Linked DNA regions of Homo sapiens: region 2 is linked to region 1. Evidence: chromatin loops called from intact Hi-C (ENCODE). Cell type or tissue: IMR-90. All regions are shown on one strand. Links, peaks and the distances in the headings refer to the core of each region. The heading gives the core; the rest is flanking DNA.

What was found. Peaks named below come from ENCODE experiments on the same cell type or tissue, not always from the same donor. Only the 100,000 strongest peaks of a DNase experiment are listed, where the experiment ranks them.
Region 2: it touches region 1 in a loop (3-fold over the local background); 5 of 110 quality-filtered maps call a loop at or near these places.

What each region holds. Positions count from the first base shown.
Region 1 is chr20:8,451,698-8,457,777 of GRCh38, forward strand. All of the region lies in intron 3 of PLCB1 (phospholipase C beta 1), which reads left to right. It overlaps LOC124900459 (a long non-coding RNA gene), which reads left to right. Exons shown (of 2, transcript XR_007067518.1): 2 at 1-6,080. Among named protein-coding and RNA genes, the nearest start is that of PLCB1-IT1, 210 kb to the left of the region's middle. In IMR-90, for the core only: a CTCF peak has its summit at 2,790; a DNase peak (open chromatin) is centred at 2,894.
Region 2 is chr20:8,045,027-8,051,106 of GRCh38, forward strand. No RefSeq gene overlaps it. Among named protein-coding and RNA genes, the nearest start is that of TMX4-AS1, 28 kb to the left of the region's middle. In IMR-90, for the core only: no CTCF peak of the experiment used is centred there; no DNase peak of the experiment used is centred there.

The sequences.
Region 1 (6,080 bases), core at 440-5,439:
CCTTCCTTCATCCCTTCGTTTCCTCCTTTTTCCTCCCCTCCTAGGACTCTCTTTCTCTTTTCATTTGCCTCTATTTTCCTTCATTCTTTTCTTCCTTTGTTCATTCCTTCCTCCCTTCTTTCTTCCATCTCCCTCTTCTTCTTTCTTCCATCTCCCTCTTCTTCTTTCTTCCCTCTCTTCCTTTTTTCCTCCTTATTTCTTGCTTTCCTTCTTTATTTCACTCATCTAAAAAAAACCTGTAGTATAGATCTTTGAGGAAATTATTTTAGTTTTGACATTCATTGCACAGTTGTCTGTAACCCAGTTAGGGAATTCTTTCCTATTTTTAAAATGAAAATAGCTGAGAGATTTGTGAGGAAAATTTGAAACAATGTTGATTCTGAATGTTTTTAAAAATTTCTAATATTTATGAAACAACTGTATCTCAGATGAGCTTCAATTTGCAAGGCATCATTCCATTTTCATTTTTAATTCTCTGTTCCAATGCCTCTGCTAAGAAATAAGCATTTTCTCATAGGAAGAGATTATTCCTTTTAACTTTTTTTCAATTTTAATTTTTATTCAGCCTCTTACCTTTTTGCTAAAACCAAAAGTTCAAAAGAAAGGTGATCAGGACACTCCCAGGAATTTTTTAGCCATGTGAGAATATATGGTGAAATGATTCAAGTAGATGCAACATGGTCTACTGGAAAAGCACTGAGATTTTGAGGAGAAAACTTAGCTCTGCCATTAGTTAATTGTCATCAAGGTCTTCCTATGAAAATTGTAGTTCAATTTTCAAACATTTATTGTTTTTCTCCAAAGTGCTAGGCATATGCTTTTGTGCTGGAGATGAAAGATGAATAACATGTAGGTGCTGTTTTTGAAGAACATCACTGAAGAGAGAGTGAGCTAAAACAAATAATGATTTGTGTGCTAGAATAGAGCCAGGTTGTACAGAAAGGTTCTATTAATAGCGCTCAGTGATCCCTGCAAAAGAAGCATTTGATTCTGTCCAAAGAGATGAGTACAGAAAAAGCCAAAGAGAAGAAATGATATTTGATTTGGGATTTTGAAGGATGAATAGGATTTAACCAGATGAATACATTGGAGGAAAGATATTCTGGTAGGAACACTGTGAGTAAACAACTGTAGGACTTTGGGAGGGATTGTGAGTAGAGTGTGCAAGATGGAAAGTACGTTGGCATTATAATGATTCATCATCAACAACACCATGTTTGCTTGCCTGGTTGAATGTCCCTGAGTACACCAGCTGACATGGATGCCAGAATTCCAGCTATGAGAATTTCTCCTCTATTTATTTTAAACGTAGGTACAAATCAGTTCTCTTTGAACCCTGCCTGACTTTGCATCATGGTTTCTTCTCCTTATCTACTTCTTTGTGAATGTGATAACTCAACTTTGGAATTGTAACTTTGTTTCTGGCATCGCATCCTTCCTAACATGCTCATTCCAAAAACTACTCTTTCACTGCACTACTTAGGCAAGAGGCCCCCGGCCATGAGTCTCAGAGTTCTCCTCCTCATATCACCAAAGTGTCCCATGGGTTCCAGTGGAAGGTGAGCAATAACAGTATCTCCTGCAGCCACCTCACAGAACTGTTGTGAAGGATAGAGATGATAACAGATGGACCATGTATTCACTTTGGAGGTAAATAGACTTGGATTTAAATCCTGAGTCTGACTGAGTAAGCCAAGTCAAGTTATTTAACTTCTATGGTCCTCGATATTCTCAGTTTCCTATGATGGGGCTAATAGTACCTACTTGGTAGAATTATTGTGAGAATTTTCATTCAATGAATGTGGACTGAACACTTGCTATATGTGGGCTACTATTCTAGGGCCTGGGGATGTAAAAGAGAAACAAGTCCTTGCCTCCTTGAATTCAGACTGTAAATAAACAATTAACTACATAATATAATATCAGAAAGAGTTTGGTGGCTGGAAGAATAGCAAAGGGTAAGGGGAGAGAGAGAGAGGAACAGAGTGAGAGTAGTGATATTGCAGAGGGTGTTCAAGGAAAGCATCTTACCTGCATGAAATAAAGGGATAAACCATGTAGAAATCTGGAAGAAGAGTATTTCAGGCAGATGGAAGAGCATATACAAAACCTCTGTTATGGACTAAGTTGTATCCCTCTAAAAGGCATGTGCTGAAGCCCTCACCCACAGTGTAACTGTATTTGAAAATAAGGCCTCTAAAGAAGTAATTAAGGTTAAATGAGGTCATAAGGGTGGGCTCTGATCCCATGGACTGATGTCCTTTTAAGAAGAGGAAGACATCAGAGCTCACTCACTCTGTGCACACACAGAGGAAAGGCCATGTGAGGAGACAGGGGAAGGTGGCCGTCTACACGTCAGGAAGGGAGGCCTCACCAGTAACCACCCCTGAAGGCACCTTGGTCTTGGTCTTCTCACCTCCAGAATTGTGAGGAAATAAATTCCTGTTGTTTAAGCCATCCAGTCTGTGGTGTTTTGTTATGGCAGCCCGAGCTCACTAATAATACAGGCTCTGAGGCTGAAATGTCCCAGGCATGTGACTGCAGCAGAGTCAGTGATGGGAGGCAGTGCTGGGAAATGCCTTGGAGAAGTAGCCAGGATCCAGGACACCTTTGCCATGATGAGGAGTCAGGACTTGATGCCAAGGGAGATGGCTGTCTTTGAAGCATGTGCTTCAAGGAGTAAAATGACATGTGTTTTTAAAAGATCAAACTGGCTGCTATGTGGGGAATTGACTCTGGGCCAGAGACCATGGTCTTGAGAGCAGTTAGGTAGACAACAGGAGCCCCTAGTGGAGTTGGTGAGAAGTGGTTGGGATACATTTTGGAGATGAAGCTGACTGAATTTGGTAATGGATTGGATGACGAATGGAAAGAAACGAGTCAGGATGACTCACTGGTTATTGGGCTGAGCATCCGAGTGAGTGATGGTGTTTTTGTGGAGACTGCCACTCTTACGTCTGTAATGCTATTCTGCAGACACCAGTGTGGCTCACTCTCTCCCGTCTTGCATGTCTTTCCTAAATGTCACCTTCTGATTCAGACCTTCCCTGGGCAGCCTTTTAAAAATTGCATTGTTTCTCTGTTTCCCTGTCATGCCTTTCTTTTCTCTATAGTATTTATCCCCATCTAACATATTATATATTTTACTTACCAATTTTATTTTCTTCTAAAATGTATATTTCATGCATTTTTATCTGTTTTGTTCACTGCTTTTTAGTTCACATGTCTTGAACGTGGTCTGGTATACAACAGGTGATCCATATTTCTTGAATATAAGGATGGATGAATGAATGAATGAATGGGTGAAACCTGGGGAAGAGGAATCAAGAACTTTGTTAAAATGAGTACTAGTTGGCCGGGCATGGTGGCTCACATCTGTAATCCTAGCACTTTGGGAAGCCGAGGTGGGCAGATCAAGGTCAGGAGTTCAAGACAAGCCTGACCAACATGGAGGAACACCGTCTCTACTAAAAATACAAAATTAGCTGGGCGTGGTGGCACACACCTGTAATCCCAGCTACTTGGGAGGCTGAGGGATGAGAATGGCTTGAACCTGGGAGGTGGAGGTTGCGATGAGCCGAGATTGTGCCATTGCACTCCAGCCTGGGCAACAGGGGAGAAACTCCATCACAAAAAAAAAAAAAAAATACTGGTCAATTGGAAGTATCTGGAAGGTAATTGCTATACCATTAAATGAGATATATATAACAATTATTATTACAAGTATTCTTCCTCTTTTTTTTTTTTTTTTTTTTTTTTTGGAGACGGAGTCTCGCTCTGTCACCCAGGCTAGAGTGCAGTCTTGCAATCTCGGCTCACTGCAAGCTCCGCCTCCTGGGTTCACGCCATTCTCCTGCCTCAGCCTCCCGAGTAGCTGGGACTACCGGCACCCGCCACCACGCCCGGCTAATTTTTTGTATTTTTAGTAGAGACAGGGTTTCACCATGTTAAGTATTCTTCCTCTTCTAAGTGTGCTGCACCCACCTCTTAGTAGACTTTGGTTGGGATTATCTGAGAGTAGTCTTTTTTAGTTCTGTGGCTGTGTGAGCACATGGTTGGGAGAATGTGAGGAGGATGTGGCCATGACCAACTTTATCCTTTTGTAGCCACTCACTCCCCAGCGTCACACAAATGGATGCTTACGCAGATTTCCTATATCCTCCATAGGCTCCTATCTTTGTGCTGAGTATTAATTCCCATCTGTGTTCAAGGACGGTAATCAGGCAGGGGCAGTAATCAAAATGATGTGTACAGCAAAATCAAAGCTTTCGCATCATAATCAAAACCATGCAGTAAATTATAGGAATACGTGTTCTGGTTTAATCAATGACTGATCTTGCTTGGATGCTTGATACAGAGAAAATCAAAGATTTGGTTTCAAATTAGCCAAGGGGAACATATTATGAATGATCTCATATAACTTAGCATGCTATCACAGTGATTATTTTTTAAATAATAAGATTTTGCTGTAGGTCTCACCACACTACTATTTTAGCATACAACGACTAAGAAAAATTCTTTAGTATTTGTCCTTACATAGTGTCTTGAAGAATGACCTGCCCTCCAAAAGCTTGTTACAGGAGAGATGATATAGGCATGAGCAAAAAATGGTGAATGTGCTTGTACCCAGCAGTGTTAAGTAAATTCCGATCTTTGCTGTGAATTGCGAGTGAAAAGTTTGGGGTGAGTATTTTATTTTTCATTGAGAAGTGAAATAATTGTTAGTTTGTTTAGTAGCACTGGTTTTTGGGAATTTTTTTTCTTTTTTGTCTTTACACATTGCAGAGTAGCAGTAAAGAAATAGGTTGGTCTTTTAAAGGGTGTATTTCCTGCTTTTAATAAACACAAGTTTTATGAGAAAAATAAATAAATTTCAATATAAAATTAAGATGTACAGAATATAGATTTAGCACATATAAAAAAGGAAACAAAAATCATTTTACCTTCACTTTAGCCTGGGCTGATTTAACAAAACACCATAAACTGGGTAGATTTTTAACATCAGAAATTAATTTCTCATAGTTCTAGAGGCTGAGAAGTCCAAGATCAAGGTGCTGGCAGATTTGGTGTCTGGTGAGAGCCCACTACCTCACAGATAGCCTTCTTCTCACTGTAACTCACATGGGAGAAGTGGCCAGAGAGCTCCCTGGGACCTCTTTTATAAGGGCACTAATGCCATTCAGGAGGGAGGGCATCACCCTCAGGACCTCATGACTTCCCCAAGGCTCCATGTCTGAACATCATCACCTTGGGGGTTAGGATTTCAACATATGAATTTTGGATTGGGACATAAAGAGTCTACTGCAAATTTCTTCATGTCAGTCACATTTTAACCAAAATCATCTTACATGGACTTCTCTAGAGGTAGTTATATTTTTTAACCAACTGCACTTTTATATGATAACATATTTTTATATGCCACCTGCAAAAGGGCTACCTAATGAGGCCACCTATTTTTTGTAAGTGTAAGAGACTCAGCTGGAAGCAAGTTCAAGTGTGAAGCACTGTCCCCTCTCTACCTGGGACATGGTGCATACAAATGGGAGTAACATGAGCTTTGCAGGGGTCATCTTGGCCTCCTGTCCCACCTCCACCACTTACCAGTCATCATTCATTATTGTTATTCCATGAACAATGCCACCCACAAACCCAGAGTGACTCTCAGTTCATTGCTTGTCTTCACCCAGCGTAATGCCAGTTGTGTGTCCTTAACATCTTTCTCATCTCCTTATTTTGTCCTCACTTCTCTCCCCACTGCCAATGTTTAGGCCTGCAGCAACGATTTCCTAAATTGCCCACCTTCCATCCAGCTTCCATCACACTGCTAGAGTAACACTTCAGAAAATCCAAGTTCAATCCTATTAAAATCTTATTTTAATCAGTCGTCTATTTAATTATTTTTATTATTGCCCATTACTAGGATAGAGAATTCCAAGTTTGTCAAGTAATGAACTGCATGATATTCCTGGTCTCTTTATTCAAAGTCATCTCCTACTTATACCCCTAATGTGTGCGCGCACACACACACACACACACACACACACACACACGTACACACCATCTTGCCTTCCAGGCACCCT
Region 2 (6,080 bases), core at 528-5,527, 410 kb before region 1:
ATATCTGCTTGGAGCATGTGACTTCCTGTGTAACATGGAGAAGCCACTCAAAATCACTTAATCACCATGTAACAAAAGAGGCCCATTTAATTATGTGAGGATGTGTAGAATATATTTAGTTAATAGCTATATATTTCCTATTATTGTCTTCTCATTTCCAGCGAGCAGTCTATTTCTGACCTAGTATTACGTTTTAGAATTTACTTTAATATGTAGCCAACTTCTCACGCCGTGAGGATCCTCCTCTGAGCTCAGAGACACCAACATCCGCTACTAACTGTCCTCCTCAGAGGTCGGGGTCCCAGCCCCACGGGGATCCTTCTCCAAGATGAATTAACATCCCTCTATAGAGGTCTGAGTTTCAGCTCACAGGGTCCCTTCTCTACAGTTCTCATTTTAATCAGTCCGATACCTTGCCTATGTTCTCCTAGCCCATGGGATGGTCCTTGTTTCCTGCAGCTCCAATTCAGTGATACCTTCTTTTGCCCTTTATTTATTCACTGCTGCGTTACACTTCTTTACATTGAATTCCTCACCGTCAACAGAACCGGTGCAATTTGTGTCTCCTAACTGATAAACCCCTCTCTTCATCTGAAGTGCTCTTCTAATCCTCTCTATTGAAATCTTGGTGAATTTCTGATCTAAGACAATAAGAATTAAACCAATACGTAGTAAACATTTATATTTATTCTGCAAATAAAAGAGCTTCTTAATGATAGGACAGAAAAAACACAAAGGGAGACTTAACAAACACGTCACCAATTTTGGCTAAATATTTACCTTGATTCTACAACAAAAACATATTTTTACAAACATTATTACTTAAACTGACTGGAAAAATACAGTTCAAGAACTCTTAAAAAGAGAAGACACTTTGATCCTGAAACTGAAAACATTAGTATCCTATATAATCGTGAAAGGAAATTGGATATGTTTAATGAATCCTGACTATTACATTGTTCATAGTTAGCAAGAACAGATTATATTTTATAAAACTTCTTGCTTCTCGGGGTCAAACTAAACCATTTGGACATTTCTTTCTCATTCACCAGCATGACTTTTTCAAAAATTAGCCACAGTTTAATTGGGAAGAAGTTTTGTCAGGAAAATTAAATTAGCTGGGATGCAGATTAAAGGATTATGATTTCTTATCTATTTTGGTAGCTTCTGTTTATCTGTAACATTTCTCAGATAATGGACTACAGTAGATGGCTCAGTTTTATTTTGTTTAATGAGATGTTGAGCTTGCTTTTCTTATTTAGCATATAAATTACTGTAACTACTGATTTTTGAAGAGTCACATTTTTTCTTTTAATGAACCTACCTTTACTGAACTTTTTTCAGACTACATAATGCTTGCTTTCTAAAACAATTTAGAAGATACATAAAATTATACAAAAGAAAGTAGAAGTTGCCTGAAATCTCACTATCCTATTATGTATGCAGATTAATTTACATAATTTTATATAAAAATGGAATATAATGAATTTTTTCATATCACTTTGTAAAGCTTTTTGGCATTACCTTTTAATGCTGACCATGAGGACAGCCTGCAACCCAGCAATCCCAGACCTAGGTATACACCCTAGAGACACCCTTGCCCATATGCCCCAGGAGACATATACAGGGATGTTCATAACAGCCCCAAAGAGAGTAAAAGGAAAATAGAATCTCAGGACTCCAAACTCACTATGCTGAAGAGAAAGTTAAGCTTGGGAACTGAGTCATGCAAAAACCTCCTTCCTTTCATTCACAAAGTGATGGCTATAATTTCACAGGCTTACTTTATGTAAAAGGTAGATTTACTGAGCACACGATGAGTGCATAACTGACTTTTTCTTCTATTCCCTTCTTTTCCCATGTAAAATGTAGATTCACTGAGTGCTAATCAGAACTTCACAAGAATGTAACCACTTGCTTCCTTGCCTATCCACCCTTCTATTTTTTTTTTCTTTTTTCTTTTTCTCTCTCTCCTGCTTGCTCTTTCCCCTTTAAATATTGAAATCCCCAAGCCCTCAAGCTTTTTTTCCTGGAAAAAGCACAAGCTCCCCAAGATTTTTTGGGGAAAAACACAAGTCACAGGTTCTACTGTGACTTGAATTTCTTTTTCCCAGGCCTGCCCTCAACCTTGGCAAAATAAAATTCTAATTGACTGAGATCTGCTTCCATCACTTTTTGGTCTACTGAAGGGGCAACACACCTGTCCATCAATAGGACTGGAGGCACCAGACAATTGTGCCTTTCATCTTATGTGATATTTCTTTATCCTGTTAAGGCTTTCAATCTTAAACTCTCTCTCATGTGCTATTAATATTGTAAAACTTGTGTTCTTTTTATTTTTGTCTTGGAACTACAGTGTCAGTATTAAAATTTCCCTTTTTCTTAAAGAAATGTTTTCCTCCTTTCTTAAATTTTGTACAAATTTATTCTTCAAGTTCAGGAAGTTTACCAGGGAATTCCAGATTTCATTTATTCAGCTCTGTCAGGAGCTCATTTCATCCTTTAACCACGAAGAAACTATCTTGCCTCCACTTAGGGTGGTTTTTTTCTATTATTTAATTACTGCCTCCCCCTCATCTGTTCCTACTTACAGCATATTAGAGTTTCTGGAGTTTCACTCCAAATTGCTTTTGGTTCACCTCTTGATGGCCAAATCCTTGTAATGTGTTTGTGTTTAGAGAAATTTAAAAACACAGGGTCTTCTTGCCTGTTATATCTGGTCTGCTGGAGTCTGGCTGTGTCGCCCAGGCTGGAGTGCGGTGAGGCAATCTTGGCTCACAGGTTCAAGCAATTCTTCTGCCTCAGCCTCCCGCATAGCTGGCACTACAGGCGTGTGCCACCACGCCCAGCTAATTTTTGTATTTTTAGTAGAGACAGGGTTTCACCATGTTGGCCCACATGGTCTCCATCTCCTGACCTCGTGATCTTCCCGCCTCGGCCTCCCAAAGTGCTAGGTGTGAGCCACTGCACCCGGCCTGCTCTTGTTTTCAATATTTCTCCTGAATTATAAAATTTGAAAATGATCTGTTTTTGTTTTCAAAAGAACTTTATTTTGTAATTAAATCTTTGTATGTCTCTTTATTTATTGACTTACCAACTTTAGATTGTTAGTTAAAGTTGTCATCTGTTTCCTGGAGTGGTTATTTTTGCTGGAAGCTACCTGTGGAGGGTGATCGGACCCATGTCTTCCTTCCTGTGACTTCTGGGTTCACCTCACTTTATTATTATTTTTCTGCCTCCTGTGGATGACTCACCCTTAAGTCTAGCCTTAAGTAAATATTTGATATCTACCAGGAGCATTCAGGAAAAAAAAATCACACTTATTGGTGATAGATCAGAGGAATTCCCATTAAAGTCTTAAGGCAAGGATAGTTGCTATCATGGTCACTGCGTTGGTGATCATAACCAAAATAATATGACAAGAAAGAAATTAGGTAAATTGATTAGAAGTGAAATGAAAAGACTGACATTATTTACTGATGATATCACCTGCCCAGAAAATCTAACCATATCAACCAAAATATTGTTAGAACTAGTAAGAGAATTTATCAAGATGGTCAGATGTAAGACTAACCTACAAATCTCAGATAGCATTCGATACCAGTAATAAATGTTACAAAATATCTAGAAATAAATCTATCAAGAAATAAGTATAAGACATAAGAAGAAAATTATGAAACTCTACAAAAGGGAAGAAAAGGTAATGAGTATATAGAGAACCATGCAAAAATCTTAGATAAGAAAATTCCATATTATAAATATTTCAATTCTCCACACATTATGCTATAAATTCAATGCAATTACAAATAAAATTCACTTTGGAAATTGTTATAAAATCTTGAGAAACTATATTTAAATCTCATCTGGAGGAGAAAAAATAAAGATAAAAATAGCTAATGTACTTTTTATACAAAACAAAAATAATAAGGCATTACTTTCCTGGTCTGCTATCAGAACTTATTCTAAATCTGCAGTCATTAAAACAGTGTGGCAATAATTTTAGAAAATATGGAAGAGTCAGATAGACTAAATAGGCCAAAAGCCGACCTCTTTTCAGTGGGAAATTCAATAGGTGATAAAGATGGCATTTTAAATCAGAAACCAAAGGATGAATTCTTCAGTAAAGTATATTAAGATTGTGAATTCTGCATTTGGAAGAAAAATAAATTCGATTAACTGCTTCAAATTTGTTACAGATCAGGTTCTTCGGGAAGCAGTTTATGAGACAGGGATGTGTTGGCAGGAAGTTTTTTGGGGAGTTGCTCTTTAGATCGACACCTGGGGAATGTAAAGGAATCAGCAGTGGGCCCCAGGAAATGTCGAGCTGCAGTTTAGGCTCAGTTGAGGCCTGGGCCAACCCTAAAGGGAGCTGTGAAGCTGGGGTGTCCCTTTAGAGCTGTACAGTGCTGGGGTCAGAGGGCCAGCATTTATAGTCCCACAAGGATCAGTCATTGGATGTGGGCTGGTCCCCAGAAGGGAGCATGAACTTGGGCGAGGCAGCTCTCCCCCGCTGAGAGGGTTGACACTACAACATTCACAAAATGAATTCCAGATGTATCTAAAAAACAATGGTAGGAAACTAAGATATGGGGTGTGAGTTTTTTAAAAAGTAGAATGTATCATAATATAGGGTAAGAAGGCATTTCAAATGATAAATGAATTTGACAACTAAAAGATTGAGAAAGTCTATAAACATATTTTAACATAAAGAAAGCCAAATGGCACACTGGGAAAAAAATATTTGCAATGTGTTTTAATCAATGTGTGATGCACAGAATGCAACAAAAAGTAGCTTTCCTTTTGATTTCCAAAAGACAACCTCAAAATTTTTTTATTCTTTTTTTGAGACGGAGTCTTACTTATTGCCCGGGCTGGAGTGCAGTGGTGTGATCTCAGCTCACTGCAACCTCCACCTCCTGGGTTCAAGAGATTCTCGTGCCTCAGCCTCCCGAGTACCAGGAATTACAGGCACTCACCACCATACCCAGCTAATTTTTGTATTTTTAGTAGATAAGTGGTTTCACCATGTTGCCCAGGCTGGTCTCAAATTCCTGACCTCATTTGACCTGCCCACTTTGGCCTCCCAAAGTGCTGGGATCACAGGCAAGAGCCATCGCACCCAGCCTCTCAAAATTATTGAGTAGAAGCTTCAGAGGGCCCCACGACTTTTCTGTCCTATGTTCATGTGTCAGAGTCGAAAACACACTCTCATTTTAGTTCAGGATATTAATCAACACTTCGAACTTCCTTCTGAGATAAGATTTCTCCTCCTTCTCGCCAGCTCTGTGCTGCATTTGGTGGGGTCCCCGGCCATTAGAGAGGGGGATGTGGTTGGCTTCTGTTTGTTCTTTTATTTCGTCTTCCCTCATACCCTCTAGCTAGCTGTGGCTTTAGACCCTGCCTGGCAGAAAAGTGTGGGCAGGAGGAAGGAGAGGTGAAGATATGGAGCTGGAAAACTTCCAGTTTGCTGGGGATGGATTTTGTCACCGCTGACTTCTTGTGTTCTGGGGCTGGCTGATGTTTAAAGGGAACTCTCTTACATAAGATATTTGGTGGGGTTTTTGGATACCCCAATGGCCTCTCTCAACCCCAACCACAGCATTCGCACCTTCCTGGTTCATGCCTCCGATTCACTGGTGGACTATACCTCAGACTCTTGCTGTTAGAGCTCCCACATCCTTCCAGATCATTTAAGCACAGTTGAGAAAGACACTCACATTCTTGGACCCACTGTGAGTGGAAAAATCTTTCCTTCCCAAATGTAGCCCTTTACAGTCTCTCTAACTAGTTTGTCACCGTCTAGACCTCTTGAAGAAGAGGCAGACAGTAGTCTGCTTTTTCCCACCTGCAACCGCATGGAGAACGTTGCTCCTTGGTGTGAAGGGAAGGAAGGCGCTTTGCTGGTTCTGTGGGACCTGGGCTCAGGCAGGAGGACTCGCACCAGGCAGAGCCTCTGTTAAGAAATCCCTTACGAATCCCTGTCCATCTTCTCAACCTGCTGTGCATAAAGATTTTCATTTGTTTGTTTTAGGTTCAAATGTATTCTTTTTGAGAACATCCTGTCACGATATATAACTGAA